7 separate regions of the Mus musculus genome follow, and all the other regions are linked to region 1. The links are chromatin loops, found by intact Hi-C in ENCODE. Cell type or tissue: left cerebral cortex. All regions are shown on one strand.

Region 1 (4,000 bases):
ACACAAAATAACCTCTGTGGGGTATCATCTCTTGGATGCCACAGAGGTCACTCACCACCACTACCCTCTGCCTGTCTGTACCTCCCAGAAAGCTCCGGGGCCCAACAGCAACACTCGTCAAAACTGAGTCCTAGTGAATGTATGTAGGAACCAGCCCTGGGCTCAGAAGAAGGCCCTTCAGAACCCCGTGGTCGTGGGAGAGTGCCGCAGATGTGTCTCCTTATGTCAGCCACTCCTGCTCTGGGATGCTCTAGTCCTAATGTGTCTCCTTCACATCTCCTGTGCCCTCATCCTCAGCACCATCAATGCGCCCCTTACCCGCTCTCTCTCTTCTTCCCTTCACAGCCCCTGCAGAATTCCCAGGGTGATGGTCACAAGGGAAGGGCACGTGCCTGGGGCAGCCCATTCCGAAGGTAGTCAGATAATGACTGCCACACCACCCCAAACCTCGGCCAAAGGTTCAGAAGCCGAGTCCAACACGCCTTCCAGCGCGAGCGCCCAGCCTCAGCTCAACGGTTCTCCTGGCAAGCAGCTCTGTCCCAGCCAGACCCGAAACCTCACTTATGAACCTGTCGAGAGAACTCAGGATCTAGGAAAGAAAACTCACGCCGAGCCTCAGAAGACCTCAGAAGATATCCGGACAGAGGCTCTAGCCAAGGAAATTGTCCACCAAGACAAGTCTCTGGCAGACATTTTAGATCCTGACTCCAGGATGAAGACAACGATGGACCTGATGGAGGGTTTATTCCCTGGAGACGCCAGTGTGCTGATGGATAGTGGCGCAAAGAGGAAAGCCTTAGACATCACCGCCAGGCGTGCGGGATGTGAAGCCAAGGCGTAAGTCCCCTCTAGTCCACCCCAAAGAGCCTGTGACTCAACTCCTGTGGGGTGATGATAGGTTTTGGATGTGACATGTCCCTACCATAGGCCACTGGCAAAGAGTGACATTCCATCCCAGCCTTCGGGCCGGAGGTGGGGCAGATGCCCAACAGCAAGAATGAGAGCAGTAGGAACCACTGTTATTTGTAGCCAGAGGTCATTTTCTGTGCATCACACATCCTTATATAAACATTATTGCAGCTCATCTTCACAGCGCACCTTTGAGAGGACCGCCAGCCACCTCAGAAACACAGAGGCGTATTAACGCCTTGATCCACCTAGGCAGGCCCTGGCAAGTGAGCCACAGCAATTGTCCCGTGTCTGTCCCTAACTCGGCAAACACATGGTTGTCTCTCCTGTTGTAGGTGACTTTCAGGGACGTCCCCCCAGGCTCAGTGCTGAGAAGGGAGCAAAGGCAGGATGTGGGCGTCTACAAGAACCAAGTGGACCAGTCTTTATGAAAGGGGGAGGGGCCTGGAGAAATAGATGTGTTTATTGTATAGGACATGCACTTTGAGGCATTGAGGTGAACATTTGCTCAAATTTGAACAGATGTCAGTGGGAAACCCTCTCCTGGGTATGCCGGGGCCACTTAGCCACCCCGCCCCCACCCCCTCACCTGACCCCCACTCTGGAGGCTCTTGAGCCCTCTGCTGGTCTTGGAACATCACCCCAGGGCCCAGCCACAGTGGGAGAACTGTGAGCAGTTATATTTCCTATTTTGTGGATTTTTTAAAATTATTCTGAGATTTGCTTACATACTTGGTTAAAGGACTATGAGGAGAAAGATGTAGAGTGGGTTTTATTTCCTTTTTAGTTTTTAGTGATAATATTGACAGACTGCGACTCAGCAGTAAGTAGCTTCCAGATAAAATAAAAACAGAACAGTTCACCCAAATACGGGTTTGCCGTTTAGAAACTTGCAGCTGACTGTAACTGAGTCAGTAGCAGGAGCGCTGTTTTATTTGGGTGGGAGGGAGAAAAGAGCTGTGTGCATAGCTTTTGCCATTTGTGGGCTATATTCTCAGAGCGCATCTGTTCACGGCCTCGCAGCTTCCTTGCCTGTCTCTTCAGCTTCAGATTTGGGGAGTTGAGGCTGTCTTTGGTGCAGGTGACCTCTCCAGAATCACACTGTAGCAAACATCGCTGGACACCTGCACTGTAAAGGGCAGTCACTGAGCACCACATGGCCCCAAAGGATGCCCTCTGAGAGCGTTTCCCACTGAGACTCGCTCTGGGTTGGAGCAAATGTTCACTGTGCAGTTCATCATGGTGAGAGTCAGTGCCCATGCTGTTGTTATCTGACTACGTGCTGCACAGAGACCAGTGTAGATTCACAGATGTCCTCAGAAAGCTACTGTCTGAGAATTTATAGTCCCTGGTGAGTTTGGTAGTGAAATGATCCTGTCCTAGTCCTTCCCGAGGGTTTCAGAAAGATGACACGCGCCACCTTCTGGTGACAGTAAACGTCGTCCTGCTGTGGCAAATAGCATTGTGAGGCTTCATCAGACTCCTGAGCCAGGAACACTGGGGAGAAGCTGATAGAAGCGTCACACATGCGTGTGGAGGCTTTTTCCAGCTTTCTAGTCAGCTGGCTTACACGCGGATACACTGCTTAAAGAGACCAGTGAAGATGTTGTATGTCTAGTTCTTGAGTAAAATCACAGGGCCACAGTTAAATAATCTATCACTGAAGAGTTAAACTCTCTCTCCAAGAGATCGTACTTGCATGTGGTATATCTGAACCCTGACCTGCCCCCAGCATGCCTGAGGACCCAGGTTCCACCCCCATCTCCTCACAAAAATGAAACAGACTTGGAAAAGCAACTCCGCTATGGTAAAACAAACAGCATGAGATACCATGGTTTTCAGTTCCTGGTTTTCTTGGACAGCTCTGAGCTCCCCACCCCCTGTGTAATCAGCAGGTAGACTTTACATTTCTTTTCTCCCTCCACTTTTTTTTTTTTTTTTTTTTTTTTTTTTACATTCTCTTGGGATGGAATAGCCTTGGCTAGTTTCAAATTCTTGATGCCATCTCCAGCACTGCCCTTAGGAACTTTGCATCCTGGGTTTGCCTGGCCGTGGGAGCCCAGCACAGTCACTATCAGTAAATTGCTCATCAGTCACTATGTCTGGGGGAAATTAAGGAGGACTTTGCACGGTTCTGAGCTTGAGCTGTGTGTTTCAGGAGCGACCACAAGGAGGCAGTGAGTGTGCTGGTCAACTGTCCTGCCTACTACAGTGTCTCTGCTGCCAAGGCGGAGCTGCTCAACAAAATCAAAGACATGCCGGAGGAGCTGCAGGAGGAGGAGGGGCAGGAGGATGTCAATGAGAAAAAGGTAGGGTGGGGACACTTGTTCTGCTTCCCAGGGGAGCCAGGCCCTTCTCATGACCACAAGTGACTACCAGCCCCTAAGGACTAGGAGGGGGACCATGGACCTGTGGCTCTGACAGACAGGAAAGCCACTGTCAGTCTCATTCTGCAAACGATGAATGAAACCTTGGAGAGATTGAGTCATTAGAGGTGTCACAGCTGGGACCGCACCCCAGGGGCTCTGACACGGTTCTCAGCAATGGTGGTAGCTTATGTCAAGAGCAAAACTAGAGTTTTAAAATTTTGCTCAGGGAAGCAGTGGCTGGCAAGGCACATCTACGAAAAGGTGCGGCTGACCTTACCACCCACAGCTCTTGCAGTGCTCAGAGAAGAGCTTTATTTAAAGCACACGGTTGGAACGTAATGCAGCACTGGTCCACCTACAGAACTTGTAACTGTCAAGCATGTTATGATGACCTTGCTGTTGCCACAGCCTCCCTGTGTCCTGTGGAGATCAGGGCCAAGCTGTGCCTGCAGGGCAGAGCGGCCTTCCACTTTGCCTATAGCTGTACCTAGATCCCAGCTGTGCCCTCTGCAAAACGACACGTGCGGCTTGCTTCAGTGGAACATGGAGTATGTGCTTTGGTGGCATTGATGTCAGGAGGACTTGCATATGGGATTCTATTTGTTGTACGTACTTATTCCAGGCCCTCTTCCTAATGTGTTGGATGAAACCACAGGACATGGGCACGCGCACTCACTCCCCCCCCCCCCAAAAAAAAACAAGGAAAGCTTTGAGAGGCATCC
Region 2 (4,000 bases), 56 kb before region 1:
TTTTAAAAACTGTGCAAATAGCAGTTTGTACACTAGACTTTCTTAGGACTGGCTGTCTTGTCTTTTTCTTATAAGATAAGACATATAAATTTCTTATAAAAATTTCTCATCAAATACTGTAACTTTCTCAAGCTGTAAAATTTCTTCATTAATATTCTTTTCAATAACAGGCTTGGAATTCAGATGTAAAACCTACTTTCTATAGGCAGTTTTAATACAGATGCTGAAGCTAGTATGACTTTACGAGAACATCTCTAGTAAGGGACCTGGGAATCGCACATGCGCACAGTGGAGCATGACCTGGGATTCGCACATGCGCACAGTGGGCACTGATCGTGCTCACTTGCTCCCTTTGCTTGGAGGGCAGATGCAGACCACTGTAGGTTGGAGGCATCTATTCCGAGAACTTGCCCTCAGTGTATGCAGAGAGACACTGACGTGATTCTGTATTTTGGCCTGGATTTCATCATTTCATGTCTCACCTTGGGTCCCATGAGACAGGTTGATTTCCTTCCGGCTCTAAAAATACCGGGTGTCTCTAAACTGCAGGCAGAAGTATTGTTCAAGGAACCCTCTGGTCATAGAGATGAATTACATGGTGCAGTACAGGCTGAATGGGTGGTAATATTTGAACTCAAAGTGCATTTTGAATTGTCGATTTAAAGTGATGTTTCACACAGGCATAAGTTCTGTTCCACCCTTAGCCAGGCATAGAGGGGCAGGACTAAAGTCTCCGCGCTGGGGAGGCAGACACAATCGGAACTCTGAGTCTGAGGCCAACCATGATTTAGAGTGAGTTCCTGGACAGACAGGGCTACAAAAGAAACCCTGTCTCAAAAAACCAAAACCAAAACCAAACCAAACCAAAAACTAAAAGGGAGAGTTTCCCAGACCTTGAGGATGTAGAAACAAGATATGGTCTAAGCTTTCCCCCAACATGGTGGCACCAAGCAGCATGCTCTGTTAACTGTAAGGACTATCTATCTATTCTTCAAGCTTAAGTTCCTAGAGGCCCCTTTCTAACACTGGATTCCCTTAGGTCATTAGAACACAAAACAGCAACATCAGCTGCCTGCCTCTGATGCCTAGCAACAGTGTGGCTACCCTGTGACCATGTGGTAATAACTGCTTGTGATACCACATGTAGAAGAAAATACTGGTTTAGCAGAGATAATGCCTTTGGAGTTGGGGGAGCCTGTCTGTGGCTTCAGTAGTGGTCTGTGGCTGCTAGTGCCCCTGTGGCTCCCAAGGGTACAAACAATTCAGCCAAGTATAGGCAAATGGTACCAGCTGCCTCCTACCTAATTAGGTCTACAGATGTATTGCTAGAGATATGGAACCTGGAAATTGAGCAATAGGGACTCTGCTTGAGCAAAAAATAAAGCCAATTTTAAACTGTACTTGTTATGATAATCTCTGGAGGAGACATGCGAAAGCAATTAAAAGTAGTTTCTGAGGGGGGAAAAAATCTTAGCTTCCATTGAAAAAGGCTGAGGCAAGCTTTTGAAGAGAGAGGAAATTGAAAGTAACACCAGGCTTTCCTTAAGCTTAACTGAGCAACATGCCATGGGTGCAGCACCAGTAGAAATGTATATTATGTTTAAAAGCCCAAAATGTGGAAAGCCAAAACATACCTCTCTTGAACATATGGATGAAATAACCTTCCCTTGGTCTGAGATGATGCTCAAGGAAACTAAAAGGGACTTGGGCGGGGGTGGGGCAGCAGCTGGACCCCATCACAGACAACCTGAATGTGTCTGGTTGACCCGCTGAAAAGAAGACCCACTGAGGGAAAAAAAAAAAAAAAAGATGGTTATTTTCCTTGTAATGTGAGCTTTTTAAAAAGCTGTGAACTTTTTACCTTGCTTCATCATGCTTCATTTGGTCAATTACCAACTGGATGGTCCCTAGACAGCGGGCGTGGACTCCTGGAGGTTGCTACTTGTTTGGGGCGTGTGTAATGAAGGCACCGCGGGGTGCGAAGTGACAAGGAGAGAGGGTGTGTGCGTGGGTCCCTTCACTTGAACACAACGAGGAGAGCTGAGAGAGCGCCTAAGCGCCCTGTGTCTTCCAGCCTTCGGGCGCCCTCCGTACCATGCTATTGACATGCAAATCTAGCGCTGAGCGCTGGCCAATCGCGGACGGCCAATCGCGGACGCTTCCTGGGGGATTACCTGGTGGCGGCGCGCCGCGAGCGCGGGCCCTTGCGCGGCCCCGGCCCGGAGGCGTGGCGGTGCTGCACCAGCGGGACGGAGCCGCGCGCCGGGGACTCGCGGCGGCCGCAGCGGCCACCGCATTCCGAGCGGGAGTCGCAGCCCGAGCCGCGCGCCCAGACGCAGTGCGCGCCCACTGCCCGTTGCTGAGCGCGCGCAGCCGCCGGCGATGCTCCGCGCGCCGTGGCCGCGAGGTTTGAACTTGGCGGCAGCTCGGGATTCCGCCGGGCCGGGAGGCGATGGTGAGTGCGGGGCGCGGGGCTCGGGCAGGGGCGGGCGGGAGACTTCCAGAAGCCCAGCCTGCAGAGGATCTCCCGGGGCGCCCAGCCTGCAGAGGATCTCCCGGGGCGCCCAGCCTGGAGAAGGTCTCCCAGGGCGCCCAGCCTGCATGCTGCGGGCAGGTGGCGTTCCCCAGAGGGGCTGCTGACACTCCAGGCCTGGTCTTTCTCACCGGGGGGAGTCGGGGTGTCCGCAGGGCTGCCACTCCAAACAGGATTGCTGGTGACTGACAGCGTGAAAACGCTTCAGAAGAAATGATCTGTGAAATACTTTAATTTTGATAAATTACTTCCCACCAGGGCTCCTGCGGAGTTTAGACTGCCTTGCCTTTCTTAACGTTCCTGGAGTCGTCCCTAGAGGGGAGGCCCCAAAGTACTTTGAGGGGCGCGTGTGCCCCTCCCCCACCGGTCCGACTCCAAGGCAGTGATTTCCAGGAGTCTGTTCCGCTGTCAGGTAGCGTGAAAATGAAATTGCAGCTGACATTTGCTTTGCTCTGTGTTGCCAGAAAGACCTAAAACTTCCTCGCCGTAGGGGTAGGGTGTATTCCCCTCTCTAATCCTTTGGCATTATCTCCCAGCCCCCACCCACCCAATCCTCGCGTTGCAGAGGAATTGTATGCACAGACTCATGACACTTTGCTTTCTGCTGTGGGCTATCGTGGTGCATGGGCTTCCAGAGACCCTTTAAAGGCTACTGGAATTAAGTTCCCAAAAGAAAACATCTTCGATATATGGCCAATCTTTTCTCCAAGTAATTTCGCCAGAAGCTGGCCTAGGCTTCATTTAATTTCAGTGATTCTTTTAAATAAGTACGCTTCCCCTATCGCTTTGGTTTCTCTCGAGATCACGTAAATCGTTTCCTCTTTTAAAATTTCTTTTTTTTTTTCTTTTCTGATTTTAAAAGGGTTATGTGATTGTGGTGGGAAAGGATATATAGAAGAGAGAAAAAAATACACATAATAATGTGTATTTGTATCCTAAGACCTGGTTTTTCATAGCTGCCTAATCAATTGAGAACTTAAGAGCTGTAGACATTCCCCCCCCCCATTCCTAATTTGTTTTAGAAAAACAAAAAGTAGGAATTAATGAGGAAATAAATTTACTTAAAATGCTATAACTAACAATAACCAACTCACATGGTTCCCAGGTTGAAATGGAGTTTATTGTGGTAATTTCTCTTGAATCAACTTTCCACATCTGCCCCTGGCAAATGGCTTCTGTTTGTACAGCCTGTTTTGTAAACACACCCCTTTACCATGACGGCAGAATGCCAAACACATATCCCTCTCCAGCACTTGTAGGTAGGCTCATAAAGTTAATATTTTTATTGGTTTCTACATCAGAGCTTCCTTACCAGACCTTTGATAAAACCCTGGAGAAGGTTTCCAAGGGATGCTGTAGAGAATTTACTTCCCTGGAGACTTTAAGAATAGGATAAACATCCAGCTGCCTAGGACGGCTTCAGTGTAGCAGGCTGAATAAGATGGGTCACCTCTCCCAACCTCAGAG
Region 3 (4,000 bases), 140 kb before region 1:
GCAAGCGGGAAGCTGTAAAATTGGACACATTCAAGATTAATCAGAACCTGGATGCTCTTGAGCTCTGACAGACCAGGGTTAAGAAGGGGGTACTACTCAGACGTGGCCCTTGAGGAGGCCATAAGATAGGGAAAGGAAAACAAGACCATTTTTGGTTTGTTTTGACAGGGCTTCTTGGTGTAGGCCTGGCTGTCCTGGAACTTGCTTTGTTGACCAGGCTGGCCTTGAACTCATAGAGAGATCTGCCTGCCTCTGAATGCTGAGTTTAAAGGCTTGTGCCACCACACCCAGCTCAACTTCGCCTTTCTAAAAGGAAAGGTAGGAGTAGGTTGTGTGTGTGTGTGTGTGTGTGTGTGTGTGTGTGTGTGTGTGCGCGCGCGCGCGCGCATATGTGTTTGCTGGGAATCCAACTCCACCTTTCTCACTCTGGCTGAACAAGTATTGTATCACTAGGCTATCCCCCCACCCCAGAAGGCTGGTTTTTGTTTTTTGTTTTTGTTTTTTCCAAAGTAAGACTATCTCTATAATGCAAAACCTACCAGAAGTTCTCTTTTTCTGATAAGATTTTTATCAGACTTATCTGGTTGCCCCAACCAGAGCTCTGATTGTAACCTACTTGCATCCCACTCCTTGCATTTCACAGTAAGAGCTAAAAGTAGCTCTGGGGGTCGAGTGGTCAGGAGAGACAAACGGTGCAGAGAACGTCTTTAAGTGATCTTTCTCTCATCTCTGAAGCACACTGACATCTTGGGGACACTTTAGACTTTCCCCGTGTCTGAACTGTGCTTGCTACGGAGTGTGCCTTGCGATGTCTTGTGAGAGCGGTAGGGCATCTGCACGTTTGTTCCGTTTCCTCTCACCTAAGAAATAATCTGAAATCAATCTCCATTCTTTTTCAAGGAAGTTCATGAATTGTCTGTGAAATTTCAATGTTCCCTACATACACACACACACACACACACACACACACACACACACACACACACACCATAGCATCCCAGACAAATGAAAAGCCATTTGCATACCCAGGAACTCAGGCGCACTTGGTTTTTTTTTTTCTGTGTGCGCTGTTCTCTCTTTCTTTGTGTCTATGGTTACTGTTAAGCTGACCCCTACAGTCTGGGGCAAATACCAAACTTGAATCAAGCGCTGCCTAGCCATACAGCTGCAAAGGATTGCCATTTCAAGGGCGTACAATGGCTTCAGCTGGCTGGGTTTTAGGGTGTCCGGGACAGCCCTGCCCACAGTGGGATGCGGTGCCCACTTCGTTGGAGTTTTATCTGTTTTCACATCTGAGGTGATTTTTTTCCCCCTCCAATATTGGATTTCATTGTTCAGAACGGTGACTGTAAAAAGATCTTTCTTTGTATTTGTGTCTCCTTGTCTCCCAGTTTCTGTAAGAAAGTCTCGCTTGCAAAAAGCTGTAGCTAATAAAAAAAAAAAAATGGAGTTCCATCAGCTGCACAGGGATCTGGGCGTCCAGAACCAGGCAGAGGAGGCGAGAAAGAGCTTGGCCTTGCCTTCGTTGCACAGCGGGTTTGAGTGTTTGAGGACCCTGGGGCGGCGCCGTGGGCGGGCAGAGAGAGAGTTCTTTACCGGACAAACAGTTCTAAGGTGCCTGGAGCAGGGTTGCCCGCGGGCACGGTAGAAACCGGCTCTCTTGGTTCTAGCCAGTGAGCGGACGTCCCTGACATCAGGGGGCCTGCTCCTGTCAGCCAGGCCAGCAGGCGATTGGCTGGGGAGAGGCAGTAATTCGAACCGCCTTTGTACTTAGCTAATCAGGGCAGCGCAGGTTCCAGGAGCTGAGGTGCCTGGTGTCAGACACCTGTGTCTTAGCTCTGCCTCCCTAGAGCTGGCTCTCCAGCCTGCAGTCGGCCTCTGTGCCACCTGCCCAAGGCCCCAAGGCCGGGTGGACCAGCTCGACTGTGTGTCACGCCGGACAGACGCATCCAGCAGATCACTGAGGACAATGGAGATACCTGAGTTTCCACTTCTGTGAGGTAAGGTCTGTTTAAGTCGGTTATTTCTCCCCGACGTTACTTCTACAGTGATCTCGACAGAAATACCAGTATGGAGACTATAAACTAAGGAGAGACAGAGCCTTTCTGATGAAACCGACTTATCCAGCTGGCAGATATGCCAGTAAAGGGTGAGAGGGACCTAACAGATTGCAGCGACCCTCACCACGCCGTACACTTACTGCCACTGGATGAGAATTCACTCTGTGAGAGTAAAGGGACTTTTAATTAAAGCAAACAGATCTATATACCGACTTTTGAGAAAATGCAAACTGAGGCTGGACGACTTGGTGGCTCCAGGGTCTGACCTCCATGCTTCCTATTCTGATGTGAGCTGTTTTTCCGTTCTCTTTAGCTTCAGCTGGTGTGAAGGGAGGGCTCGTCTCGGTTCCAGGTTTATTCAGCACAGGTGACTTAGGGAGGGGATGGGACGGTATCACCGGGCTGGGGTGTGCCCCTCCCTGTGTTCCAGAAGTTAAGACTCAAACCAAGCATCTAAACTGGAGTAGTGAAGATGCTTAGGAATGGTGGGTCCTGTCTCTGCTTCCCACAAGTCCTTCCAGGACCATCCTAAGTTAGAGCACTTGTTATCTGAGGAGTTGGTGAAAAGATTCTCGGGTTCGAAACCAGTGCTGCCTGTCTTGCTCTGACTAGCAGGAGGTAGTTTAATCTCGGGTTTTAATTTGTTTTTAATGAAAATAGTTGACAAATAGGTAGGGGTCCTTTTATAAGTCAAGGGATCCTCAAGTGATGTTGAGCCCTTCCATGAAGGGAGCTGTTTACCAGTTCCCAGAGACTCTAGTCAAGTAGTATAAACCACGGTGGGGAAGAGAGATGAAGGCAGAGGAAGGTGAGAAGCTTCAAGCAGAAACGCTATGTTAATCATCCCGCCATGTGCCTTCTCCAGCGGTTTAATCAGTTGGAGTTTCCCATCTGTGCTGTTAGCTAGCCTATCTTTATAAAAGCATTTCTCTGTAGCAGCAACGTGCAGGTAATGAATGTAAATACTAAATACGACTGCTTTGACTGGGAAAAGCCCTAGCAGTGACATCACTTGTCAGGTAAGATGTCACCGCCAACAGGCACATTGCTATAACATGTGTGCGTTTGGTTGATGAGAGTTTGGTATGTAGGTTGATGTGTAGGTAGTAAGATAATACCAGGTGCTGGGAGACTGGGAAGAAATGAGCACTGAAAGCAAAGTAGAGGATGAATTTTATTTTAAAATTCCACCCCTGGCTTATGAATTACGACCAAGAAAATGTAGAAATCAAAAGCGATGTCCAGAAATAAGGGTCGGTCAGTTTTGTATTGGAAGGAATCAATGCAATATTTAGTCAGTATTTAAAAAAAAATGTCACCATTAAAAATCTCAATGTTTTTAAAAGACACAGACAGGAGAAAGTCAATTGAAAAACTTTGTCTCTACATTTCAAACTGTGCTTAGAAAGTCCCTGTACATTTGTGCCGAGTAGGAGGGCACCAGAAATATATAACTGAACGCAATCAGTAGAGTAACTGGGGTGGACACATAGCGACTTCATTCCAAGAACAGTATCTTTAGAGAGCTAGATTGGGGGTGTGTGGGGATTAAGTATCTAAATTTATTGTTTCCCCGGAGACAACCATTTTTAAAAGTCTCCTTCCTGGAGCTGTGGAATGCCTGCTCACTCCCTCCTTGGCTGTGTGGTGCTGTGGACAGCACACAATGGAGCTCAATAGAACTGCCCAGCCCCCTCCCCACATGGTGCGCCCCACTGGCTGGCTTGAAAGGTTCAGCCCTATGAACAGAAGGCTACAGCTGGCAGATACTTCCTCTTAAACCACTTTCCTCTGCCTCTGCCGCGGTGCCTGCTCGTTGAGAGCAAGGGAGGCCCAGGAGTTCAGCTGAATAGCTGGCCAGAGTCCTCTGCGTGATTCAGCCAAGGCATCTGATAGGTAAACTGAGGTTCAGCCAGCCTGGACATAGCACCCCCCCACCC
Region 4 (4,000 bases), 270 kb before region 1:
TCATTACAAGAACAGCCAGTGCTCTTAAACCACTGAGTCATCTCTCCAGCCATGCTACTGAGCATTTTTCCCCTGTTGTTCTAGGAATCATACTCCAATCATAAATGCTATGCAAATGCTGCAAAATACACACCTACATATGGTATGTATGTGTATATATATGTATATATATGGTTGTTTTATATACATTTTAATGTAACACAGTTGCTTAGAACAGTATTTTAAATATGTATGCCACATATCCCATATATATCCCATACATATACATATATGTATATCATATATATATCACAACTCCAACAACACTATCATTTAAACGTATGTTAAAATATACATACAATGATTATTTAAACCTTTTGAAAATTACATTTATTTGTTTGTTTATTTGTGTAGAGCACATGTTGTGGTCAGAGGGCACCTTGCAGGCCTTGGCTCCTGCCTTCCACCATATGTGTCCCAGATATTAAAGCCAGTCGGTCAGATTTGGCTACAAGTACATTTACCCATTATGCTGTCTCACTGGCCCAGGGGCCCATTTTTGGCATTTTTATTATAAGTGGCATTAGCTCACACACTCTTTTGCTGGTTTTTTGTTTGTTTGTTTATTGTATTTGGTTTTTGTTTTGTTATAACCAGTCCTCTCTGAAACTTCGTTCTTCCCCAGCTGGAACTTGGTGCTTATTATATTCTAGTTTCTCCAACCCCAGCAATCATTGTTCTAGTTTCTGTGTCTATGGTCTTATCTGCTGTAGGCACTGCTCATATGTATAAGCAAATAGAGCTTTTTAAAAAAGGTTTATGTTATTTGTACGAGAGTTTTTCTTGCATGAACATATATGTACAACATTCGTGCCTGGTGCCCTTGGGGCCAGAAAATGGAGTTGTATCCCCTCAAACTAGATTACAGGTGGTTGTGAGCCACCATATAGGTGCTGGTAACTAAGCTTGGAAAGTGTGGAAAAGCAGTAAGTACTCTTACCTGGTGAGCCATCTCTCTGGCCCCCAGTGTCTGCTTGTATGTGTCCGGCTTACTTAGTATGTTTTGAAGGTTTATTTCTACAAATGTATTCCACTCCCTTTGCTTTGTTTTGTTCTGAGACACAGTCTTGTGTGGCCCAGGCTGACCTCAAACTCACTACATAGTCAAGGATGACCTTGAATCCTGATCTTCCTGCCTCCACCTTCCAAATGCTAGGGTTACATGGTGTGTACCACCATGCCCAGAGAATTTCATTCTGTTTATATATATATATATATATCACATGGTGTTATTTGCTCATGTGTTCCTGGAATTCTCGAAGTCCTTGTACAGTAAGTTTATGTTGCTAGTTTTCTTGCTTGCTTTTTGAGTCAAGGGTATCCCTACATAGCCCAGACTGGCCTGGAATGTCACATGTAGCCCAGCTGCCCTTGAATTGACAATACTCCTGTTTCTGTGGCTGAGCACTGGGGTGGCAGGTGTGCATCATGAGGCTCTGCTGACCTTTTAAGATCTAACATCATGGAGACAAAATTCCCTTTGAATAAACTGCCGCCACCTGCCTTATACCATCCATGAGTCGTGCCCGATGTACGCTGATAAAACCGCCATGGCAATTACAATCACCGTGGACCCCTTCGGAAAGATTTTGATTATCTGTGCTGTGATTATTGTGACACGGGCCTTATTGTAGCTTGAGGGGCAGGTGCTGTACATTGTCTGTTCCTTGTGTTCTCCTTGATTCTTGCTGAACCCCAGTTATGGGGAAGTATCCATCATAATGTTCTATGGTTCTGTACTTCAGGGAAAGTTCCAGCATGGAGATACTATTGGAATAAACTAACTTTCGTGCCTTCATGCTTTTCCCAAGAACCTGCTTTCGGGGGCAGTGTGTAAACCACTTCTGGCCTTTGCAGGCCAGGAGCTGCCGGCTACCTAAGGCTGTCTTAGGAAGACCCATGAAGAGGTGACTCTTTTTGTGTATAAAATATTGCCTAGAGAAATGGGCAAGCTTTAAAATAAGCTGGATTTTGTTTTAGATTGTTCAGAATCATTCTAAGACTATATAATTTATTCCAACCTGTACTTCAACATCTTGTCTGCAATGACTTGAATAAATTAGTGGCCCAGAAGGACCACTAGATGTCACCCTGGCTTCATTTTCAGAGACTTTCTTGAGCAGTTAAAAACAACCAAAATTCAATGCTTTGAAAATTAATTAGAATTCCAGCGTTTGGAAGGCAGAAGCAACTGGATTTTTGTGAGTCTGTGGCCAGCCTGGTCTACGGAGCTTTCTCCACGCCAGCTACAGCTATATAGTGAGATCTCGTCTCAACAAAACAAGCATTAATAAATATATAAAATAAAAATTGTATTAGAGATGTCAGCAAAAGTAGGAGCTGTAGCTTGAAGGCAGAGCTGTTGTCATCGAGAGCATGAAAGGCCCTTGTATCCCTGATGCATATATACCCATTGCAAAAAAAAAAAAATTAGTAAAACTAGAAAGATACTATGGCATTTGAAAGAGTTGAGTATGGGAATGCTAGATGGGGAGCAAGGTGTTGTGGCTATATTTCTCCTCTGTGGACACACGATGAGACTTGTAAGAAAGACCTTGCAGAATTTGTCAAATATATATATATACATACACACACACACACACACATACACATATATATATATATATATATATATATACACACACACAAACACACACACACACACACACACACACACACATATATATACACACACACACACACACACATACATACATACACACATACACACACACACACACTGGGCATGGTGGTACACACCTGTAACCCTAGCATTTGGAAGGTGGAGGCAGGAAGATCAGGATTCAAGGTCATCCTTGACTATGTAGTGAGTTTGAGGTCAGCCTGGGCCACACAAGACTGTGTCTCAGAACAAAACAAAGCAAAGGGAGTGGAATACATTTGTAGAAACAAACCTTCAAAACATACTAAGTAAGCCAGACACATACAAGCAGACACTGGGGGCCAGAGAGATGGCTCACCAGGTAAGAGTACTTACTGCTTTTCTAGAGGACCCAAACTCAGTTCCCAGCACCCACATGTGTAGTTGCCACCTGCTGGGGTGTGTCTATTATGAAAATGATTTATTTTTAAATTAGTAAAGTAGAGTCAAGTCTAAATATGAGGCAGAAGGATAGGGATGTAGCAGAAATCAGAAAAGAGACGGTGACACTTTTCTTCTGAGGCCTTTCTTCCAAATCAGGAAGAAGCTGGGTGGGGGGATCCTTGAAATACTCCCTCCAATTAGTTGTCTGTCCTCTGACCTCCACAGGCACACCATGGCTGCCAAGTCAAGTTACCTTCATACCAAAATGACAATGTGAAGACCCTGTGAAACCCAGAGGAAAAAGTCATACTATAGTGTGTGTGTGTGTGTGTGTGTGTGTGTGTGTGTGTGTGTGTGTTCAAACGCCTTCAGGATACTCATGTGGAGGTCAGAGGGCAACCTTAAGTGTAGCTGCTTGCCTACTACCTAGCTTGAGTTGGGGTCTCTGCTTCAATCCACTTCCTAGCTGACTTACAGCTTCCGGGTTATCCATCCCCATCTTTGGTCTGCCCGTGGGAGAACAGGGATCATGGACACAGACACCACTGTGGCTGTCTACAAGGGTTCTGGGTGTTAGAACTCACTTGCACAACAGTGCTTAACCTATTGAGCCCACCCTACTATTTTTTATTTTTTAGACATAATATTGCTGCATTACTAAGGCTGAACTTTGAGAACTCACGATTCTCCAGCTTAGGTGGGACTACAAACCCTCACCACCATGCCCAGCTTTCCTTTCAGTCTTTGTTTACAAATTAAGCTGCAAAAGGAAGTATCAATAAAAACAGCCTAAGGAAGTATCAATAAAAACATCCTAAATTACCCTTAAGGATCAACTCAGGTTTACCACTTTCACTTGGCATACCTGTTTCCATTAGATTACCATTATATAAAAATGATATTTTTTCCCTACTA
Region 5 (4,000 bases), 210 kb after region 1:
GGATGTGAGGAAGAAAGAAATGGTCATCAGTAGGGCAGGTAGACAGACTGAGAGGCAGCTACAAGCCCCGAGCTGGAGGCGGGCCCTCAAGATGCTGGGCTCTTTAAGAAATTAGTAAAATTAGGAAATGGTTCTTCACAAAGAGTAGCCCTCAGCACCTGTCTCATAGCAAAGCATTAGATAGCTGGGAAGAACTTGTTTCTCTCTCATATCTGGGAAAGTTGTTTTTCCAAGGAAATGCTATTGCAGCAGAAATCTGCTCATTGGGAAGAATGGTGGTATTTAAGCACTGCCTTGCTGGGCTGGCACAGCCTGGAGTGGTAGCCCTGGGGCTGACCTTGGAGCCAGATGTTATTACCCAGATGTTGGGCCATCAGCTGCATCCCAAACCCGGACTCTGCCTCTGCAGGAGAAGACTCACCATTTGGCAGGCAGAATGATTGAAAGCTAAAGGAAAGATTGTGAAGCCCCTCCCTCCGCAGCATCAATTCCGCCACCCTCGCCTGGGCTTCCTTGAGCATGGAGGGAGAAGCTAGCAAGACATCCTCTATGCTTTCTGGACCTTAGATCTTAAGAGGGGTGGCGACACCCCCTCTGGAGCGTCACCCTGCCTCTCAGTGAAGTCACTACTGATGGCCTTCCTCTCCTTTGCTCATTTTTCTTGTAGTTGAGAACGAAAACCACTGTGATTTTGTGAAGCTGCGGGAGATGCTGATCCGAGTGAACATGGAGGACCTGCGAGAGCAGACGCACACTCGCCACTACGAGTTGTATCGGCGCTGCAAGCTTGAGGAGATGGGCTTCAAGGACACGGACCCCGACAGCAAGCCCTTCAGGTATGAGCTACACAGCAGACAGGTGTGTCTGCACCATGGAAAGGGTTGCTGGAGAGCAACTATGTATCTATGAGGCTTTGTTACCTCAGTAGCTTGGCGTGAGGTGAGGTGGGGTTAATCAGCGGGTGTTAGGAAAACCACTTTGTTGCCGGGCAATAACCACTTTGCATTATCATCTTAGCTAGGTGATGCTGTGGATATTGGCATTGCTGCCCGTGTTTACAAGTATTAGCATTCAAAGCGCCGAAAGTGTAAGCAACCTCCTAAAGTCCTAGTAGTTAGGGAAAGGAGGCTGTTCTGAATCCTTGCTTTTTTGGTTCCTGAGCCCTAGCTCCTGACTTTGTGGGGTTTAGTGCCTGTCCCACACCCTCACAGGATGCAGCTGCTGGGTGACATTTGCCCCCATTCATTTGTCTTAAACAGTTTGGACTTTCTAAGGCTCTTAGCTTTTCAGGTATCTTTTCATTATAAAGCATGCAAGGATGTCTGTATGCCTGTGTTTGTGTGTCTGTGTGTGCAAGTGTCTGCCCACAGAGGCCAGAAGAGGGAGTCAGATCCCCTGGTGGTGGGATTATAGGTGAGCCATATGACGATTGTGCTGGGGACCAGACTTGGGTCCCGTGGAAGAGCAACCAGCAGTGTAACCACGTCTCCAGCCCTCAGGTGTTCTTGTTATCTCACTGGTGTACAGCTCGCTCTGACAGAGGGTAGGAAAGGAAAAAGCCTAGGAAATGTATATGATTTCCCACATCACAGATGGATGGACACCCAAAATGTGCCGAGGAGAAAAGTAATTGTGGCTAGAGAGACGACTAAGTGGTTAAGAGCACTGGCTGCTCTTACAGAGAACCTGGGTTTGATTCCCAGCGTCCACATGGTGCCTCAAGGCCAGCTTCAGCCCCACGGGATACGACATTCTCTTCTGGCCTCTTTGGTCACCAGGCACATTTGTGGAGCATAAACATACATTCAGGCAAAACACCCATACATATAAAAATAAATTTTAAAAAACTTTAAAAGGGGAGAGGGGGCTGGAGAGATGGCTTGTGGATTAAGAGCACTGACTGCTTTTCCGAGGTCCTGAGTTCAACTCTCAGCAACTACATGGTGGCTCACAACCATCTGTAATAGGATCGGATGCTCTCTTCTGGTGTGTCTGAAGACAGCTACAGTGTACTCATATACATAAAATAAATAGATAAATCTTAAAAAAAAACACTTTAAAAGTAGGCTCAGGGCAGGGGATAGGGAGGTTGGGGCAGCAATCAGGATGTAAAATGAATAAATTAATTAATGCAGGGGTGGGGAAGGTAGACTCAGCACCCTAGCAATTGTCCTCCTTTCACACCCCACATCCCCCCCCCCCCCCATTGTTGGAGAAAGTTTGGGATGAATGGAAGGATAACTCTGAGTCACTATGGAAGGTTGCCACCTCCTGGTAGAAGAAGGGATTGTCCAGTTTGAGCCCAAGCCATTTCTTAAATAGGAACCTCAGTTGCGCCAATGTGAGGTTTGTCTGGACTCTGAGCCTCTTCTGATTAAAGCCACAGTGCCTTTGAACAACCAGTTTTCCACCTTTTTTGGGTATCCCTAGGACATACTCTGAAATCTACAAGCCGTCGAACTGATGGCTGGCCAAAGAACCTAAGGCTGTCTGTCAGTGCTCACTGAGGCAGTCTCCTCCCAGGCCTGAATGGCCCTTTGGTGGAGGAGTTCTCTCTTGGAATCACTTTGGAGAAAGATCAGTACTTCTGGGCTGATTCCCCGCATGGTACAACTGTGCATTCCCATAATCATGTCTGTGTTTGGTGAGAACAAATGCAAATCTCACACAAAGGACTTCTATCCGAGAGGTTAAGTTCTAATGAACTTAGTATCATTTCATTAAGTCCTGCAGGCTTGTGAAACTATCTCCAACCAGATAGGATGACTCTGTGAAGGTGTAGCAAGTCCGTCTGCACTTGCAATGAATTTCCCAGATGATAACCCCATAAAGTAAGCCCCACTCTAGGCTTATTAAGATAATTAAAAAAAAAACTGTTTTGTTTTGTTTTTTAATAGAGTATTTGTTTCTATGCACAAAAGTGAAACAACAAGCTTTTGTGAAGTTGAATGCATTGGCCAGGACCAGTGTTGAGGAATGCTAAGGAACCCAAGTTCAAGTCCTGACCCTGCCACTACTCGTGTCCTTAACCCCTCTGGGTGAGATCAGGGAACAAATTAGACTTAGCAAGAGGACTTTCTTTAGCGGTTCAGATCTATTGACTGTATAGTCTCGTCACAGCTTTCTCTATAAATGCCTTTGTTCTGAAACAGTTGAGTATGACATTCAGTATGAAACTCAGGCTCTGAGTTCTGCAGAAGGGCAAAGTACAGGATTCAAAATGAAAATTAGACACCTCCCCACACCACTAGAAACTGTACCGTGGCCTGAGCCATCGCGGGTTTCTACCCCAAAGCCCCGGCTTTAGAAGGTGGACTTCTCGCTAAGCCTGTTTGCCCTTTGAAGGGTAGTGGGAGGTGAGGAGTAGATGCCTTCCTCAAGTGACGCCTGACTCAATTGCACGATCTTATCCTGTGGAGGTGAGTGTCACTGTGCCTGAAACCCCTGTGCAGGGGACTGGAGAGCCGTGCCTACCAAGGTCAGCCAGTTGCTGAGGCCAGAATTACAGCTCTGTCTGAGTCCAGCTCCTGTCATTTCACCCGTGATGCTAGGCTGACTTGCTCTTGCACGAAACCTGGCTGATGAGCTGTAGTCCTTCGGCGTTGCCCTATGCTTTTGGACGTGTTTGTCTCTGTCATGTTGGCATAAATAAGAATAAAACTCTTGGTTTGAGCTTCAGTGTGGTAAGCAGCAGTTGAGCTTTTTCTTTTGGAACCAGAGAGGGAGAAGTGGCGTGAAGTGGGATGTACGATGCTGTCTTATGCCCTGTCTTGCTTTGCGGACTCTTAATAGTCTTCAGGAGACCTACGAAGCAAAGAGGAACGAGTTCCTGGGGGAGCTACAGAAGAAAGAGGAGGAGATGAGACAGATGTTCGTCATGAGGGTGAAGGAGAAAGAGGCGGAGCTCAAGGAGGCAGAAAAAGAGGTGAGCTGTCTGTCCTCTAGGAGCGGACGCTGGCATTTTCTCAGCATGCTGCGGTTAGTGAGTCTTCACAGTGGT
Region 6 (4,000 bases), 230 kb before region 1:
AAAGGTGACTCTAGATGCACCAAGTAGCCTGTGTGGGGATTGACTGGTGTAGACTGTCAGGGCAGACTGCTCTCAAGGCCTACTGTCACCTCATCACAGGAATGGGGAGGACTCTCAGGAGCACCCGAGGTCTGAGAGATTAGTTATAAATTCGAGGGTTCGCTCTGATCTCTGCATCCTAGTGCCTTGATGTCTGTCTGTCCTTTGGCACAATGTCTTGGTGAATGTTAGCTTAATATTAAAATTTGAACCAGAAAGTATGGTTCCTTCAACTTTTTCTATCTCAGGACTTTTCCAGATATTCTTGAGTTTTTATATAAATTTTATAATTAGCTTATCAATTCCTGCAAAGGAACCAATGGGGATTTTGGTAGCAACTCCACTGGATCTATAGATCCATTTGGGGAATGTCAGCATCTTAATATTATTGCCTTTGATCCATTCTTGTAAGATCTACCCCCCTTTTAAAAAGATTTGTTTGTTTGTTTGTTTAATGTATGTGAGTACACTGTTGCTGTCTTCCGACACACCAGAAGAGGGCATCAGCTCCCATTACAGACAGTTGTGAGCCACCATGTGGTTGCTGGGAATTGAACTCAGGGCCTCTGAAAGAGCAGTCAGTGCTCTTAACCACTAAGCCATCTCTCCAGCCCAAGATCCCCTTTTGTTTGCATTTTCTTCAGTTTCTTTGACTACTTTCAACTTTCTGGTTGTGTTTTCTAGTTCTTGTTACAGTAGTGTAGTAGTTTAGACTGAGCAGTTCGTAACTAGCAGTTGTTTATTGTTCACAGTTATGACAGCTGTGAGTCCAAAATCTAAGCATCAATAGATCTGTCATGATGCTGAAGTTGCTGGTCCAAGAACCACATTGTGGAAAGCACAGGTATTAAATTATATTAGTTTAGTGGAGCAAGGGGAGACCAGCATGGGATAGAGATGGAAATGGTTGTAAATAACTGAATGGGCTCTCAGGATCTCTCCTGGTTTGAAACCTTCCTGTGGAAATCAAGCTTCATATGACAAAGTCAGTGTGGTAAATAATGATAGTGAGAAATGCAGACCAAACCAGTGAAGACTCATTTGAATTCTTTTTCTGCCAGAATACACTCGTGTACCTTGGGATAAGTTACTCTGCCCCTCTAAACCTCAGTTTCCTTAAAAGTAAGACGGGGTTAACAATAGTTATTGTCCTTAGGGAGACTGGAGGAACTCAGTGAGTTATAAAAGTGCGAAGCACGGCACCTTATCCATAGCCAGTGCTCTGTGCTAGCTCTTATGGTGAGCTGGCCCGGTCACACATGAATGTATGTTTCACTGAATGAAAGAAGCATTTGTGCATTTGTGCACACTGACCTTTGCTGCCAGGTAGAAGACATATGTGTGCAGATGACAGGTGTGTGTTGCAGAGAAAGTGTGTTGGGTGGGGAAGGGGCTGTCCTTGGTTCCAGTCTGAGCTTCCATTTATCTGTGAATCAAAGTTGGACTGAAGAATTTCCAAGCTCTATCCTGCAGTCACATTCACTCGTTCCTCTCACAAACACAAGGTGGCACCAGAAGACAAGACCTTTGCCTGCTATTTTCCCCTTAGGAAGAGCTGGCATTCTGGAACTTACATCATATTATAAAAGAAAGATGCCAAATGGCTTCCGTTTGTTGCTACTTTGGTGGTCCCTATGAGGCCTTAATGTGCCTAGAATAATGCACATGGTATTACCAAGATTTCCCTGTTCTTCCAATCCCCAAAACCTTACGTGATTAACCATTTCTCACCCATAAGCTAGGGGTCCAAGGGAGGTAGCTGTGTGCTTTATGAGATGAAAACTTCCTTCTAGAATAGGAAAGGATGTGAGTTGTAGATGTTTGGTGGGTGATGCTCACCCAACGTATCTCACAGGACACGGGTATGCTACCAGTCTTTTCAGACATGGTCCATTTACAAGTGACATGATCTGTGGGTTGGGAAGCTCTGCTCCTTGGTTGAGGTTGGTGAGGCTGGGAAGGAAGAAGGGGGTAGAGAGTGGGAGCTGAGCACAAAGTGAGATGGAAGCAGACACAGACGGGACCAGCATCCAAAGCCGGAGATGGTGATTCTAACGATTTGTCAGGAAGAAGCCGGGTTGTGGGTCAATGATCCATTAGAGACCTTAACCGTGACATGGAGGGGAGCTGGCACAGGTACTACATTAAAAGATCCCTTTTCTCCAGGGAGTTTGGGGACATCCAGCACAGTGGAAACAGAACTGAAGGGCTTAAGAGAAAAACTCAAGGACCAGGTTGAATGGTTTGTATGCATCAGAAGGAGACTGACGTGTGAATTCTAGATGTTTGATGGTCTCATCGCATCCTGTATAACCTTTATCCTCCATATTATCCAGCGAGTTTCCTAAGAAAACCATCTGGAAGTGGAAACCTCAGAAGGCAGGGAGGAGGGGGGCCCTGGTTTCCAGAGCAGACCTCCCTCCTTCTCTCAGCCGAGTAAAGAGAGCAGAAAGTAGATCTGGAATGTGGGTCAAAGTTCCTCGGTGCATCACACAGCCCTGTTAGAGCTGTCCCCTCTGCAAGCTAGAGAGCATAAAACGATGGATTAACCCTTGAGGTTGCTGGTCTTTTTGGTAGTTGCTATGTAAGTTGTGGCTACCTGGCCTGGTTAACAGGCTGAGACAGGAGTGGAAGGCTGCACTGGTCCTTAGTATGGGGACTTAGTATGATAGTAGGGTGCTGCAAAGTCTCTTAGTGAGGGGTGCCTCACTAACTCAATTCTTTTGAGACAGGATCCCACTATGTAGCTTTGGCTGTCCTAGAACTCACTATGATGACCAAGCTGGCTTCATACTCACAGAGATCTACCTGCCTCTGCCTCTGCCCCGCCCCTGCTCCTGCCCCTGCCTCTACCTCCTAAGTGCTGTGATTAAAGACATGCACCACCATGCCTGGGTAAACCCAAATTTTTTTTCAACAGTGGAAAGCTTTATAGATCTAGGGTGGAACATGGTTAGTTAATATTTTGCTGAAGTACTGGGAAGGAAGAAGCTGGGTTGGGTTATAATGGACTTCCTTTACAATGCTGTGGAACTACCCAAAGCTCTATCAGGTCTTATCAAATTCTTGTAACCATCCCCTTAGGCAAGCAGGTATGCTGAGTCACATTAGCCTAGCTGGGCGACTAGAGTAAGAGATTAATTAACCTTGCATCTGATTCCTGATTTTCCTTGTGTTCTGGGGACCTTCTGTAGAACTATCACACTGTCAAGCCCTTCCTGACTCCTTCGTAGACATTTTGATTGTATATTTCACCTCAGAAAGGGAGCGAAAATGATGTTCATGCTGGCTGTAGGAGATGGGGTGGGAGCTGGCTAGGCAGTACATGTCTATCAGTCTCAGCGTGGAGCACCAGAGTTCTAAGGTTAAGGCCAGCCTGGGCTACCCACTGAGTTCCCATCTTTAAAAGGAGTAGGAGACAGGGAAGCTGATTGCTGGTTTGAATTCTAATGTATAATGGTTGGGGTATAACTCTATAGTATCACAGTCATAGATAAAGTGGCTTTGAAGAGGAAAGAAACCGGGTAAGTAATGACTAAAGCCTTTAAAAGAAAGACGACTTGATCTGGGGGTGGGGGCAGGAAGATCATGAGTTCAAGGCCAGCTTCTACTACCTAAGAAATTGAGGCTGGTGTGGAGTACCTGAGACCTCTCTGTCTCTCTCTGTCTCTGTCTCTCCCGCTCCTTCTTCTCTGTTTCTTTCTCTCCCCCCAGCCATTGCCTCCCTCTCTCCCAACCTCCATCCTTAAACATACACACACTAAAATTGAAAAGGCTTGATATGATGGATACCCACAAAGATAAAAGCGCTATGCCTAGCTGATAGACTCTGGAAGGATATTAAGAGTAAAGGACAAATCAGGGACTTAAGACTCAGATTGACTCACCTGGGCCACACACTGATCTTTAAAAGGTGACACACACTGTATTAAGTGTTCACGTCAAGTGTGCTGTTGCTTGG
Region 7 (4,000 bases), 88 kb before region 1:
GTTTTTCATTTGGCATATTGTGACATCCTATGTCTCCAACACACTTTTTGGTAATTGTATTTAGCTATTCATCTCATCTGTAATATAGGAATTATATAAAAGATATTGTTTAAGTTTTCCTAAGTACAGAGTAAAAACACTGATATGCCCAAAGCCAGGGTGTATTTCAAAAGACAAAGAAATAAAACATTGTGGTGTGTTCTTTATGCAGGTGACAATGTGGCATGTTCTTTATGTGGGTGACCCTGTGGCATGTTCTTTATGTGGGTGACACTGTGGTGTGTTTCTTTATGCAGGTGACACTATAGCATGTTCTTTATGCAGGTGACACTGTGGAGTATTCTTTATTCTGGTTTCACTGTGGCATGTTCTTTATGTGGGTGACACTGTGGTGTGTTCTTTATGTGGGTGACCCTGTGGCATGTTCTTTATTCTGGTGACTCTTTGAAGCCCTTACCCTTGTTGCCTTCATGGAATTGTGCTTCTGTGCATTTCTGCCTCTCGCCTTGAAAGGACCCAGTTCTTCCCCCACAGCCCAGGATGTGGTACCCACTCCAGACCCACGTTAGCTCTGTAACTCTAGGAGTGAAAGTGAACAGATGGAGCAGCGATGACCTCAAGAGCTTTCTGCTGCTAGGACTGACTGTGTGTATGTAAGCTCTGGTTATGCCCTTAACAACTTCTCTGGAGGAGCCAGCTTATGTCAGGGGATGTATAAAGTCAGGGAAAATACACTGACAGGCTTGTATCTTTTTAAATTTTTTTTTTAAGATAAAGTCTCCTTTGGTCCAGGTTATCGTCAAACTTGCTATATAGCCAAGGATGACCTTGGATTTCTAATCCTCTTGCCTTTGTCTCCCACATCCTGGATTACAGATAGCCCCACACTACCCACTCAGTTTTATAATTTTATATAATTCTATGAATTGAACCAGGAGCCTTGTACATGTGAGGCAAACATTCTGTTAAGCCAGCTACATCTCCAGCCCCAACCTCCACCTTGTACCACTTTCTAAAAAGCATATATATGATTAGACCATCTGTGTAGGAGACTATTGCAGAAGGTTGTTACATGTAAGGGAACCACTGTTAAACAAACAGTGTCCCTTAATCATCACAGAATCTAATTTTTTTTTAAAAGGACAAAAATCATAAAGGCGAATGAATGTGAAATAAAGGCCAGCTAATTACAGTAGGGAATGTGTTGGATGAGAGTGGGTATGTGTAATTATATAGCAATTATGCTGGAAATATAATCACACGCCACCAGCTACTTAAACATTTCGCCAGGGAAAATGAATCTACCCTCAGCAGCTGCCCCTTCTGATCTCCAAGACCCACGCTGACTTTGTAAAATGTGTGATATGATTTCTTCTTAGAAAGGGTGACCTTTTCTTGGCCAATTACAGGGCACTGCTTTGAGGGATTGGAACCCGTGCTCAGAGGGATAAAAGGAAATGGAAACTTCTATTAGATGGAGATGATGCCAGGAGCAGTTCTTAAAAAAGAACAAAGTCAGTTTTAAAAAGATTTCCTAAATCAAAGGGCTGCTCTCTCTCAAATGCCAAGAAAAAGAAAAGCTGTTGTCAGTAGGGGCAGTCATTTGTCCGGGTCCCCAGGCCTCAGCCAATGCCAGTAAGAGACTTTGAGCGGAATCCTTTGAACTTATTGGGAGAAACGTACTACATAATCTTGAGCTAATATCCTAAAACAAAACAAACAACAACAACACACAATTAGATAAAAACATTTAGAAAGTCAGCAATGAAAAGTGATATGTAGGACCTGTACAAACACGCACACGCACACACAGGGGTGGGTGTCACAGGGCCACCTATGATAAACACAGCAGCAGTTGTTGGGTAGTCAGTTGGGTGGTCACCGTGACTGTAATTATCGCCTTGGCAAGCTGTACACTCTTGAGTGCACTTTGCCACAGCCATTTGTATTCGTCTGCTCGGACAAAGACCTTGTGGTTCAAACAAGAGAAATCCATTTGCGTCTTGTTCTGGAGTTGGCAAAGACCCTGTAGGACTTGGTTTCTGGTGAGGACTGTCTCCCTAGCTCACAGATGGCTGGTTCTCACCATGTCTCCACCTGACTTTTCCCAGTTAAATGCACTTGGAGGGGACGGGGATTTAGGTCTGTAGTTTATATTTCTTTCTTTCTTGTTGCTGGGGATCCAACCCAGTGTTTTCATGCCTGCTGGGCAGCACTCTTGCTGTGAGCTACAGCGTCAAGCTAAGTGTCTCTACTTGTAAGCGCACTGATCATTCTGACCAGGGCCCTGTCCTTACAATCTCATTTAACCTCTTTCTCTTCGTGTACATGTATGCATGCACAAAGACATGTGTAGGTACATGCACATGAGGGCCAACTTCAGGGGCCACTTCTCAGGAGCCATTCAAATTTTTTCCTTTTTGAGGCAGCCTCTACTCGTCGGGACCTTGATAAGTAGGTCAAACTGCTGGGCCACGGAGGCTCACAAATCCACCTGTCTGTGGCCCCTCCACCCCCACACTGGGTTCATAAATGCTCTCAACCACCAAGTTTTTGGCTTCTTTTAAATTTTTATTTTATTTATTTAAAAAATATTTATTTATTTATTTATTTATTTATTTATTTAATGTATGTGAGTACACTGTTGCTGTCTTAAGACACACCTAAAAGAGGGCATCCGATCCCATTACAGATGGTTGTGAGCCACCATGTGGTTGCTAGGAATTGAACTCAGGTCCTCTGGAAGAGTAGTCAATGCTCTTAACCACTGAGCCATCTCTCCAGCCCTGGCTTCTTTTTTAAACATGGGTCCTGAAGATCAAACTCAGGTCTTTGTGTGCTAAAGCTATCATCCTAGTCCCTTGGTTTCTTATTAGGGCCTCTTTCCCCCAAATATAAGTACAGTGGGAATTAGGGCTTTGATACTTTTCGTGGGTAGGGGTACAAACCTTTAGGTAGTAAAACCGTCTCATAATAAAGCCGTCAGTCTAGAACTCCTGTGCTTGGCAGAGGGCCGAGCTTCCTGTACACATGCCCGTCCACAGAAGTGCCTTGAGTAAGGTTAGCTTACAGGAAGTGGAGAAACCTAAAAGGTAGCGTTGCATTTTCTGCTCAGTCTATAAACATATTAGTTGTCCAAGCCATTGGGCATCAGCACGGAGACCTCTACACTGCAGATTCACTCGAACCCCTGAAGGTCACTTTAATAGCCAGGCTGCCTGAGAGTGATATCTCACCATAAGCTATAGCTCTGGAACACTAGGCATCCACCTAGCCAGTCAGGCACTGGCCAAGGGAGCTTCACACCTCCCACTTTGCTGTCCCTGAACTTCTGCCCGATTATAGTTGTAGAGGTGGTCAGTGCCGTTATGGTGGGATTGAAAATGTTTTGTAGCGTCCACCTTGCACATTCCTGCTTGTACCAGGCCTCTGAATTGCCAGGCAGGATTCAGAATGCCACATGCCAGCTTGGAGATCCAAGGATGAATTGACTGTTTTAGGATGAAAAGGCACACGGTCACTTCTGTATATGGTAAGCAAAGACAGATTCCTCCTGTGCTGGCATTTGGGTTTGATGCTTTAATAATTTGAGCCTGGTAAACAGAAAACAGGGCTCACAGACAAGAAAGATGGCTCTGCGGAGCTAGAGACAGCTGGATGGATAGGAAGGTAATCAGGGAAAAGCTAAAGATAACCATGCTGATCATAAATCTGCCACAAGGGTCAGACAGGGGGTCAGGAGGCTGGATTAGAGGCAGGGGTCACTGTGCTGACTTTAGGACTTCCATCCTAATTCTGACATCTGGTCAGCCTCCTTCATCGTGCTTTCTGGCTCCAGATATCTGGAGGGTAAACATGTATACTTGAAAACACTTGCTGGATACAAACACGTTACAGGTGACATAGAGTAGCTTCGACTGTGAGGTCCTTGAGAAGTAGGTCAGCCAGTGTCCCATGCCACAGGCTTTCCTAACCTGTGCTGTGTCACATGACCAATAAA

What was found. Hi-C counts contacts between places; a loop is a spot of excess contacts. Peaks named below come from ENCODE experiments on the same cell type or tissue, not always from the same donor. Only the 100,000 strongest peaks of a DNase experiment are listed, where the experiment ranks them.
Region 2: it touches region 1 in a loop (4-fold over the local background); 5 of 42 quality-filtered maps call a loop at or near these places.
Region 3: it touches region 1 in a loop (3-fold over the local background); 8 of 42 quality-filtered maps call a loop at or near these places.
Region 4: a loop joins it to region 1, with 4 times the contacts of the local background. A loop is called at or near these places in 14 of 42 quality-filtered maps.
Region 5: a loop joins it to region 1, with 3.0 times the contacts of the local background. A loop is called at or near these places in 9 of 42 quality-filtered maps.
Region 6: a loop joins it to region 1, with 11 times the contacts of the local background. A loop is called at or near these places in 22 of 42 quality-filtered maps.
Region 7: it touches region 1 in a loop (3-fold over the local background); 2 of 42 quality-filtered maps call a loop at or near these places.

What each region holds. Positions count from the first base shown.
Region 1 is chr5:92,952,194-92,956,193 of GRCm38, forward strand. Shroom3 (shroom family member 3) reads left to right here. Exons shown (of 11, transcript NM_015756.2): 8 at 346-837; 9 at 3,068-3,218. Among named protein-coding and RNA genes, the nearest start is that of Gm36764, 55 kb to the right of the region's middle. In left cerebral cortex, CTCF peaks have their summits at 2,335 (motif pointing left) and 3,072 (motif pointing right); DNase peaks (open chromatin) are centred at 1,881, 2,344 and 3,108; H3K27ac peaks cover 591 bases.
Region 2 is chr5:92,895,766-92,899,765 of GRCm38, forward strand. All of the region lies in intron 2 of Shroom3 (shroom family member 3), which reads left to right. Among named protein-coding and RNA genes, the nearest start is that of Mir1961, 110 kb to the left of the region's middle. In left cerebral cortex, no CTCF peak of the experiment used is centred here; DNase peaks (open chromatin) are centred at 2,138, 2,696 and 2,756; H3K4me3 peaks cover 1,382 bases.
Region 3 is chr5:92,807,562-92,811,561 of GRCm38, forward strand. All of the region lies in intron 2 of Shroom3 (shroom family member 3), which reads left to right. Among named protein-coding and RNA genes, the nearest start is that of Mir1961, 21 kb to the left of the region's middle. In left cerebral cortex, no CTCF peak of the experiment used is centred here; DNase peaks (open chromatin) are centred at 1,617, 3,010 and 3,592.
Region 4 is chr5:92,677,516-92,681,515 of GRCm38, forward strand. No RefSeq gene overlaps it. Among named protein-coding and RNA genes, the nearest start is that of Shroom3, 3.9 kb to the right of the region's middle. In left cerebral cortex, a CTCF peak has its summit at 2,117 (motif pointing right); a DNase peak (open chromatin) is centred at 2,124.
Region 5 is chr5:93,161,457-93,165,456 of GRCm38, forward strand. It overlaps Septin11 (septin 11), which reads left to right. Exons shown (of 10, transcript NM_001009818.2): 7 at 668-836; 8 at 3,793-3,925. Among named protein-coding and RNA genes, the nearest start is that of Ccni, 43 kb to the right of the region's middle. In left cerebral cortex, CTCF peaks have their summits at 1,406 (motif pointing right) and 2,303 (motif pointing left); a DNase peak (open chromatin) is centred at 2,293.
Region 6 is chr5:92,726,916-92,730,915 of GRCm38, forward strand. The region is part of intron 1 of Shroom3 (shroom family member 3); the gene reads left to right. Among named protein-coding and RNA genes, the nearest start is that of Shroom3, 45 kb to the left of the region's middle. In left cerebral cortex, a CTCF peak has its summit at 1,545 (motif pointing right); a DNase peak (open chromatin) is centred at 1,554.
Region 7 is chr5:92,863,733-92,867,732 of GRCm38, forward strand. The region is part of intron 2 of Shroom3 (shroom family member 3); the gene reads left to right. Among named protein-coding and RNA genes, the nearest start is that of Mir1961, 77 kb to the left of the region's middle. In left cerebral cortex, no CTCF peak of the experiment used is centred here; a DNase peak (open chromatin) is centred at 2,414.